Regions from separate parts of the Homo sapiens genome. Here all the other regions are linked to region 2. Evidence: chromatin contacts called from ENCODE Hi-C or POLR2A ChIA-PET data. All regions are on one chromosome and are shown on one strand. The core of a region is the stretch at or near the end of the contact, and the rest is flanking DNA. Distances in the headings are between cores, read along the strand shown.

The links. A loop is a pair of places that touch in the nucleus more often than their neighbours do. ChIA-PET counts read pairs that join two places held with the same protein, here RNA polymerase II (POLR2A). Pooled maps may share reads with other maps.
Region 1: a pooled map shows a loop between it and region 2 (7-fold over the local background). The contact joins the promoter of ZNF808 here to the promoter of ETFB in region 2. A Hi-C loop is called at or near these places in 4 of 50 pooled maps. POLR2A ChIA-PET finds 5 or more read pairs at or near these places in 2 of 52 experiments (K562 and PC-9).
Region 3: a loop to region 2 is called in a map of naive thymus-derived CD4-positive, alpha-beta T cell, with 10 times the contacts of the local background. The contact joins the promoter of KCNC3 here to the promoter of ETFB in region 2. A Hi-C loop is called at or near these places in 1 of 168 maps with a recorded cell type or tissue (naive thymus-derived CD4-positive, alpha-beta T cell), 2 of 37 single-sample maps with no recorded cell type and 10 of 50 pooled maps. POLR2A ChIA-PET finds 5 or more read pairs at or near these places in 2 of 52 experiments (B cell and BJ).

What each region holds. Positions count from the first base shown.
Region 1 is chr19:52,526,318-52,529,604 of GRCh38, reverse strand. ZNF808 (zinc finger protein 808) reads right to left here and starts at 1,937. Exons shown (of 5, transcript NM_001039886.4): 1 at 1,894-1,937. RefSeq lists enhancers at 1,664-2,491, 2,492-3,287.
Region 2 is chr19:51,364,630-51,367,637 of GRCh38, reverse strand. It overlaps ETFB (electron transfer flavoprotein subunit beta), which reads left to right and starts at 1,250. Exons shown (of 6, transcript NM_001985.3): 1 at 1,250-1,368. The coding sequence starts at 1,312. It overlaps CLDND2 (claudin domain containing 2), which reads left to right. Exons shown (of 4, transcript NM_152353.3): 3 at 62-181; 4 at 423-540. The coding sequence ends at 496. RefSeq lists silencers at 1-134, 405-454 and an enhancer at 684-1,643.
Region 3 is chr19:50,327,697-50,330,682 of GRCh38, reverse strand. KCNC3 (potassium voltage-gated channel subfamily C member 3) reads left to right here and starts at 1,306. Exons shown (of 5, transcript NM_004977.3): 1 at 1,306-2,470. The coding sequence starts at 1,601. It overlaps LOC105372437 (a long non-coding RNA gene), which reads right to left and starts at 1,063. Exons shown (of 4, transcript XR_007067299.1): 1 at 888-1,063. RefSeq lists silencers at 1-178, 1,056-1,115, 1,196-1,745, 2,354-2,443 and an enhancer at 1,297-1,591.

The DNA of each region.
Region 1 (3,287 bases), core at 688-3,187, 1.2 Mb before region 2:
CTCTGGTTGAATAGGGATTCCAAGTGGAACATAACCTCTGATGCCAAGATTTATAGAATGTACATGTTTTATAGACACCAATTTTAAAATTCTCAATCTGTATAATTTAAACAAGTTTTTAGTTATTAGATTATATACAGGGAAGTCAACATGTCACAACTAATCATATCCAATGAACTCATCCACTGATCTAAACCCAGTCTCTCGCCCCATTTTTTCTTTTGAGACAAGATCTCGCTCTGTTGACCAGGCTGCAGTGTAGTGGCATGATCTCAGTTCACTGCAGCCTGGACCTCCTGAGCTCAAGTCATCCTCCTACCTCCACCTCCAGAGCAGCTGGGAGTACAGGTGCACACGATTATGCCCCGTTATTTCCTTTTTTTTTTTTTTGGCAGAGATAGGGGTCTCACTATGTTGCCCAGGCTGGTCTCGAACTCCTAGACTCAAGCAATTCTCTTGCTTCAGTCTCCTAAAGTGTGGAGACTACAGGCGTGAGCCACTGTGCCTAGCCCCCCTTTCTTCATTACTGCGCTTCCCTCCCTAATTCTGTACATATCTCTCATTCTCCCCCTTCTCTCTCTAGCTCTTGTTTTCTTTTCTTTCTCCCTGGGATTCTGCTCTTCATTTTGTACCCCTCTTCTCTTCTGCTGTTTATCCCCCTTCTTCCCTCTATTCCTTCTCTTCCATCTCTTCTGCTCCATCCTCGCAACTTATTTAACCTCTTATTGCTCCTTCTCCCCAATCTTTCAATCGTCCTCAATCTCCATCTATTTCTGCCTCTTCACCCATCTCTGCGCCTCCTCTGCTCTCCCTGTTAAATTCTCTCTTCCCTGATATACTCCCCTGTCCCCACTCTGTGTCACCCCAGATCCCCAGGTGTCCTCCCTGCTGTGTTTCTCCCTCGGTTCTCCTTGACACCAGCACCACTCTGCTCTGTCTGCCCTGGCTCCAAATCCCTCCCTCTCTCCCTCACTCTGATGAGCCTCCCTCTTTGCTGCCACTCTCCCTACCTTGCCGTCCTTCATCTCTGTGTACATCTAGCTTTTCTCTACATTTCTCCAGTTGCTTTTCTCCACCTGCTTTTCTAGGTATTTTGTTGCTTTCTTTTTCCACTTTCACCATATCTTGGCATATCCCTCACCAATCCTCTATTTTGCCATCTGTTATGGGCCTTTCTTATTCTTTCTCTGTCTCAGGTTTTCTACTGCTGTCTGTCTCCTGATCCCTTCGGCCCACACAATCGCAGGAGGGTTTGGAGTAAGACGCCTGCATCCCGGAGGAGCGCGTTTTCCAAGGGCTGGAGCTCGGCAGGCAAGAAGACCCCATGTCACAGGACAGGGCCCTGCGTCCTTCCCAGTGTGGGTTCAATGGAAGCGGTGACTGCGGAGGAGAGACCTGGGGAGCCGCAGGCTCTGGCACGAGTAGGGAGGTGGGAGGAGGGGGGACGGCGCCTTGGGAGAAGGATGGGGTCTGCAAGATCCCAGGACCAGGCAGAGGACGCGGCCTCCCTGGGACTGGGGCTGCGGCGCGACGCTCCAGGGGCCGACGAGGGGTGGCTGGGAGGTGCGCCCCGGGCAAGAATCCACCTCGTGGGTGAAGACTTTAAATAGCGCGAGGAGGGAAGAGTCAGAAGAAGGTTTTGAGCAGAAAAACTACGCAATAGAAAGTGTATACATTGCCCTATAGCAGACAGACCCGGGACGGGACCAGCCTCCAGACGACTTTAAACCCGAAAGGAAGCGACACCCGGCCTCTCACTGGGCTGTCTCAATTTGCTCTGGGCGAAGGAAGACGGGCGAGAATTTCCAGGTCTGTGGGGACCCCACGTCCCAGGGACAGAAGCGGCGGGGACCTGGGAAGCGGAGACTTAATGCAACACAGAGCAAAACTCACCATGGCGACGTGACCTTCACTCCACCCGATCCGCTTCCGGGTTTGCGTTAATCTCCGCGCGCAGGACGGAAGCCAGGCCTGGGCGGGAGGTGGGAGGAGGTGGGCGGGGCCTGGGCGAGGTAGCGGCGGGGCGCGAGGCGCTGAGACCTTGCCCTTTAGAACCGGCAGAGGGCGGGGCCGGGGCGGGGCCGGGGCGGGACTTGCGCGTCTTTCAGCCTCTCTCCTAGCGTCTCTGTTTTTAGGTTGTGGAGGCGAGAGCGCCAGAAAGTCTGAGGCATGATTCCAAAGCCCTGGAATTGTCTGGAACCGGGATGCAAACTAGAATGTGAAATGCAAAGCCCTGCCTGGGCGGCATGTACGATGTCATGGTGACGGCCCACGGAACAGAATAGATGTCCTCTCCCTTTCTATCTCCATTCACTAGGGAGGGAGAGTCCACCCTGAGCTCAGCTTCAGAGACTTCCTTAAAGCCACCGCCAGGGGTGCGGGACGGAGTGCTTAGGCCAGGAAGGAGTGAGGTCACCACCTGCTGCTTAAACACAGCAGAGGCGCGGGGGCGGGAGCCTCAGGTCCCAGCTACTCAGGAAGCAACGGAGAGAATTGCTGAGCCTGGGGTCCCAAGCCAGCCTGGGCGACAAAGTAACACCCACTGCGGCAGGTCTCCCTTCCTAGTCTCTCTCTCTCTCTTTCCCTTTTTTTTTTTTTGGAGACAGAGTCTCACTCCGTCGCCCAGGCTGGAGTGCCGTGGAGTGATCCCAGCTCACTAGAACTTCCGCCTCCTGGTTTCAAGCGATACTCCGGCCTCAGCCTCCCGAGTAGCTGGGACTACAGGCATGCGCCACCATGCCCAGTTAATTTTGTATATTTAGTAGAGACAGGGTTTCACCATGTTAGCCAGGCTGAACTCCCGACCTCAGGTGATCCGCCCACGTCGGCCTCCCAAAGTGCTGGGATTACAGGCGTGAGCCACCGCGCCCGGGCCTTTTCCCTTTTTAAAAAAAAAAAAAAAACTTTTTTAAATAAAATTTTTGATGGTGTGACATAGGGATCCAACATTACTCTTTTCCATGTGGATATCCAGTTAGTTGTCCCAGCACATTTGTGGAAGAGATCTATTACTTTATTATTATTATTATTATTATTACTATTATTGAGACACAGTATTTCTGTTGCCCAGGCTGGAGTGCAGTGGCGAGATCTCAACTCAATGCAGCCTCTGCCTCCTGGGTTCAAGCGATTCTCCTGCCTCAGCCTCGGGAGCAGCTGGCATTACAGGCGCGTGCCACGATGCCCGGTTAATTTTTGTATTTTTCATAGAGACGGGGTATCACTACGGTGACCTGGCCGGTATCGAACTCCTCACTTTAAGTTATTTGCCTGTGTCAGCCTCCCAA
Region 2 (3,008 bases), core at 1-2,500:
TGGCCTGGGTGCAGCCCCCACCAGGCCCAGCTAGCTCATCTTGCGGCTGGGCGGGGCCCAGGACTGCTGCTGCTGACCGCCTTGATAGGCTACACCGTGAAGAATGCGTGGAAGAACAACGTCTTCTTCTCTTGGTCCTATTTTTCTGGGTGGCTGGCCTTACCCTTCTCAATTCTCGCGGGTAAACTGGACAGCGGGAAGAGGGTGGAGGAGACTGCCCAGAAGACCCTCACCCCAGAGGCTCCCCAGCTGCCCTCCCAGGAAACCCCGGGGACCTCTCGGGGACTCCCCAACACACTAACGACTCCCGCAGACCCGGCAGAGACCCCCTTGGAGCCCCAAACCCCAGTCCCCGGGGCCCTCCCGGCCATCCGCCCCAGGGCCCACCTTCCTCTCCCTGCTCCGCACCCCCGTCCCCCCAGGCTTCTGCTTTCTGCTGGCAGACATGATCATGCAGAGCACCGACGCCATCAGTGGATTCCCCGTGTGTCTGTGACTGCAGCCTGCCTGGGGCAGAATAAAGGAACGGCTTTTTTTAGCGCTGCGGCTCCGCGTGCTTTTCTGCGGGTCGTGGGGACGCAGGCACGGGGTTGCATAGAGGCTCAGGGAAGACATAAGGACATGAACTCATAGGGAACGTGGAGACAGGGAGACACAGACATGGAGACACAAGTCTCCATGGATTGGGATGGGAACAGGGACATGTGGGAGGGGCGGGGCCAGGAGGGGACGTGGGCCTTTGGAGAGGGTGTGGAGAGGCTGTGGGGACGACATGGAGGTGAAGTAGAGACACGGACAGGGGAGGATACGGATATGGAAGGGACAGGGAACACGGGGATGGAGAGAGTGGAGAGACCGACGCGCGAGGATTCAGAGGCGTGGGAATACGAGTACCGCGACTTGGAGAGGCCGGGAAGAAGTGGGGGATCTGGAGAGGGAGAGCAGATCCGGGGATACCGGGAAGTGTTTATAGGACCGGGAGGATCTATAAACTCCGGGCGCGCTTCCCTCCAGTGCACGACCTTTCCCCTAGTTCTCTGCCCTGCCCTCTCCGCCAGGCCTTTCCTTCTCTCTCCAGGTCCCGCTCGCTCCCCGAGATCCGCTTCCCATTGGTTTGCATTGCTTGCCACACCTCCCTTCCTTCCGGCCTCTCGATTGGTCCTCTGTCGGGGAGGCGGGCTCTGCAGCGGTTGACTGGCTGACCGTGCTGCGCGCAGGCGCAGAGAGGGGCGCGGGGGGCGGGGGTGGTGGGGCTTCTGGACTGAGCCGCTGAGGGTGCGGGCTGACCCTGTAAGTGGCTGCGGCGGGAAGATGGCGGAGCTGCGCGTGCTCGTAGCTGTCAAGAGGGTCATCGACTACGCCGTGAAGGTGATCGGGCCCCCCTCTCCCACATCCCTGAGTCCCGCAGCCGTGTGCTTCCGGGGCCACGAGCGCACACTGGGTGGGGGTCTTCTCGTAACCCCCGACCTCTGCCGCTTTAACCCCCAAACGTCAAAGTCACCTGAGGGCAAAAATCCAAGAGTGAAGTTCTAACATCCGATCCCTCCGGGGTCACGGCCATGTTCTCTTTTCCCTCGTTCTGGATTCACTCTCTTGATAACTGTTCAGAGTGAGTTGCTTTCTCTATTTCTTACCCACTGGAAGAAGTCACGGTCCCTGTTTAATGCACGGAGAAACTGAGGCACAGAGAGGTCACCCAGCTAGAGAAGGGCAGAGCCGAGAGTTCTATCCAGGTTCCTCTGACTGCTTTCACCCACTAGGCTGCATTACTTACCATTGTACTCTTATATTACCCGAAATGTGCTATAGAGGGAGTCAGACAGGGTCCTGTGGGGCCCCAGAAGCTGCTTTCCACCCTCCATAGCCACAGGGTGAGCCAGGAGGCTCTAGCTAGGGAGAGAGAAGTGTGTTTGCTAGAGATGAAAGTTCAAGGAGCCAACCTGACTGAGCTGGGGGTAGCTCACATTCTCCATGAAAGAGGTGGGGGAGGGTGCTCTCAGCGCCTGGCTTGTTGTCCCCAGAGGGAAGCTGGTGTGGACAGAGGTGAATCAGACACGGTCTCTCAGGCCCGTTTCTCTCAATGCTTGGCCTGAACTGGACTGAAGATGGTGACTGTCTGTCCATGTCTGTCCTTCCCATCAGCCTGGGGACTTACCTCCGTGTCCCCAGCATTACCTAGCGCAGGGCCTGGCACCCTGGAGGCCTCAGGGTGGGCAAAACCAGGGTCACAAAGTTGACACTGATACTGCCCCTGCCTGCTTAGGGAGTGGGCTGGGGAAGAGGGTACAGGAGCCAGACTTGAGCATGAAAGTGTCAGTGATGATAGCAGCCAGCATTTAGCGGGTACTTACGTGGCAGGCATCGTTCCAAGTCCTTTGCAGAGATTAACCCATTCAGTCCTTTCAGTACCCTTTGTATTATTTATTATTTATTTTTATTTTTTGAGACGGAGTTTTGCTCTTTTTGCCCAGGCTGGAGTGCAATGGCGCAGTCTTGGCTCACTGCAACCTCAGCCTCCCGAGTTCAAGCAATTCTCCTACCTCAGCCTCCCAGGTAGCTGGGATTACAGGCATGTGCCACCACACCTGGCTAATTTTTTGTATTTTTAGTAGAGATGGGGTTTCACCATGTTGGTCAGGCTGGTCTCAAACTCCAGACCTCAGGTGATCCACCCGCCTGCCTCGGCCCCCCAAAGTGCTGGGATTACAGGTGTGAGCCACCGTGCCTGGCCGACCCTTTGTATTATTAATTCCATTGGATAGATGAGGAAACTGAGGCCTGTCAGATCTCCCAGCCAGTAAGTGGCAGAGTTACGATCGAAACCCCGGGCAAGTCTGGCTCTAGACTCTGCTCTCCCATCTCCCTCAATGCCCCCTGTCCTAATGATGCCTCTGGCAGCACATGACAGGGATGTCACCTGTAGCCCTTTTGAGACACATTCCTCTTGGGGTCCTGGGACCCAACACTTGGTTTCCTCCCTGCTCTGACTGTTCGTTACTGTCACATCT
Region 3 (2,986 bases), core at 57-2,556, 1.0 Mb after region 2:
TGGCCTCTCCCCTCTCCCGTCCTCTCTGCCTCCTTGCGTGCCCCCTCCTCACCAGTCCTCATCTACCCTCGGTCCTCCAATCTGCAGTCCGCCGCGGTGTAGCGTTCGTTAGAAGTTCTCGCCTCGCCCTTTGAGACCCTGTGACCTTTAGGCAGTGCCCTCTCCCAGGTCTTCTGATCCCGAAGACTCCCCGTTCCAGGTCCCTCCCCTCCATCCAGCCCAGTAGCTTTGTACTCTTTGTAGTCTCATTGTTCCCCTGGGATCCACCTCTCCCGTTCCTCTACCCTCCCTTAGCCCTGCCCTGCCCTCGCCTACCCTGGTTGCTTTCAAGACCCTCAAGCCCCGCTCCTTCCTTAGTCTCTCTTTCCTACCGCCCATTCAAGACGTTTTCTTTTTCTTTTATTTATTTATTTTTTGACACAGAGTCTCGCTCTGTCGCCCAGGCTGGAGTGGAGTGGTGCGATCTCGACTCATTGCAACCTCTACTTCCCAGGTTCAAGCGATTCTCCTGCCTCAACCTCCCGACTAGCTGGGACTACAGGCACCCACAACCACGCCCGACTAATTTTTGTATTTTTAGTAGAGGCGGGGCTTCACCATTTTGGCCGGGCTGGTCTCGAACTCCTGACCTCAAATGATCCACCCACCTCAGCCTCGCAAAGTGCTGGCGTTACAGGCGTGAGCCACTGCGCCCTGCCTCAAGACGTTTTCTATTTGTCGACCCCACTCACCTTCCTCAGTACCACTCATCCATCCGGACACTCATTCTCCGGGCCCAGCCCCGACTAACCAGGCCCGCCTTGGAGCCTCAGCCCCGCTCCCTCCCTTAGGCCTATCCAGACCCTCTCGGGTTTCCAGGACTCTCTCAAGTTTCAACACCTTCTCACCGAGTCTAAGTCTTTGTTCTTCCCGTGTCCTCTTTCAGTCCAGCCTGTCCCCCTTGCGCGGGAAAGTCCTCCATCTCTAGTTCCCGCCCCATGCAGTCTCATCTGGACCGTTTCTACTTTCTGCGGCCCTGTCTCTTCCAAGCAATGCTCCTCCCCACCAGGTCCTGCCTAGCGGTGTTTTAGGTGAGGGCGTGCGATCTGTTTTGTTTCTCTCCGCCCCTTTCTCAGCCCAATCAGGACGGCCTCTCTCATGGTGGCCCCGCCCCTCCAGGCCAGTCGGGCGTCTTTAAATAGCTTGGATGTGTCCCCTCCTCCCTCTACCCCGCCCGCACTTTTTTCAGTTCAGTAAGGTCTCTCTCTATCGTATCTAGCCCCGCCTTCCCCTGGCTACCAGTGCTGCCGAACACAATTAGTAGTAACCGGTCCCGCCTCCCTTGACGCCCCGCCCCGCCCCTCCTCCCTGCTCTCTTAGAAAGAGCCAATCGCTCCGTCTCATTGGCGGCCCCGACTCGTCCAGCTGGGTCGCGTTAGAGTGCCCGCCCCACTCCTCCCAGCCACAGCCCCGCCCCACCTCCCCCAGGCCAATCAGTTTGGTTCCTCTCCCCTAAGCCACGCCCCCGCTACCTCGCTCCTCCTCCCACCCAATCCCGTCGGTCTCTCCCCCCGTGTCCCCGCCCCTGCGTCCCCGCCCCTCCCGCCCCGCCCCCCGTCCAATGCTGAGCTCAGTCTGCGTCTCGTCCTTCCGCGGGCGCCAGGGGGCCAGCAAGCAGCAGCCGGCGCCACCGCCGCAGCCGCCCGAGTCCCCGCCGCCGCCACCGCTGCCGCCGCAGCAGCAGCAGCCTGCGCAGCCCGGCCCCGCCGCGTCCCCGGCGGGCCCCCCGGCACCCCGCGGGCCCGGGGACCGGCGCGCCGAGCCATGCCCCGGGCTGCCGGCGGCGGCCATGGGGCGGCACGGCGGCGGCGGTGGCGACAGCGGCAAGATCGTGATCAACGTGGGCGGCGTGCGCCATGAGACGTACCGCTCGACGCTGCGCACCCTGCCGGGGACGCGGCTGGCCGGCCTGACGGAGCCCGAGGCGGCGGCACGCTTCGACTACGACCCGGGCGCCGACGAGTTCTTCTTTGACCGGCACCCGGGAGTCTTCGCGTACGTGCTCAACTACTACCGCACCGGCAAGCTGCACTGCCCAGCCGACGTGTGCGGGCCCCTGTTTGAGGAGGAGCTCGGCTTCTGGGGCATCGACGAGACCGACGTGGAGGCCTGCTGCTGGATGACCTACCGGCAGCATCGCGACGCTGAGGAGGCGCTCGACTCCTTCGAGGCGCCCGACCCCGCGGGCGCCGCCAACGCCGCCAACGCCGCAGGCGCCCACGACGGAGGCCTGGACGACGAGGCGGGCGCGGGCGGCGGCGGCCTGGACGGAGCGGGCGGCGAGCTCAAGCGCCTCTGCTTCCAGGACGCGGGCGGCGGCGCCGGGGGGCCGCCAGGGGGCGCGGGCGGCGCGGGCGGCACATGGTGGCGCCGCTGGCAGCCCCGCGTGTGGGCGCTCTTCGAGGACCCCTACTCGTCGCGGGCTGCCAGGGTGAGCGCGCTCTCGGGGCCCCCATCCACCCCACCCCCGCCTCTCCAGGCGCCCCCAGTCTCCCAGGAGCGCCCCAGCTCCAACCCTCCGGGTCCCTCTAGGCTTCTCAGTCTCCTAGAAGCCTCTTCCCCAATCCTGAGTCTCCTGGGCTCCTCCGAACACACCCCCCTCTCGCAGCCATCCCCCAGATCCTCCAAAGACGGATCTCCAACCTTCGGGCTCTTCCAGACCCCTCCAAAGTTCCCCCTCCCCCGCCAAGGCCACCCTAGACGCTTAGACACTTCCTCCAGACCGTGAATCTCCCGTGCTTCTCTGAACAACCCGGTCCCCACCTTTCCTGGGCTCCTCTGAGACCCTCCCCAACCCTCATGTCTCCTGGGCCCCATCAAATCTCTTCTCACTACTCTTGGTCACCGTCCAGCCCTTGGTTTCTTGGACCTTCCCCAGCCCCTCAGAAGACATCCCTTCTCAGCCCTCAAATTCTCCTAGGCCCTGTGAGCCCTGACCCCCACTTTC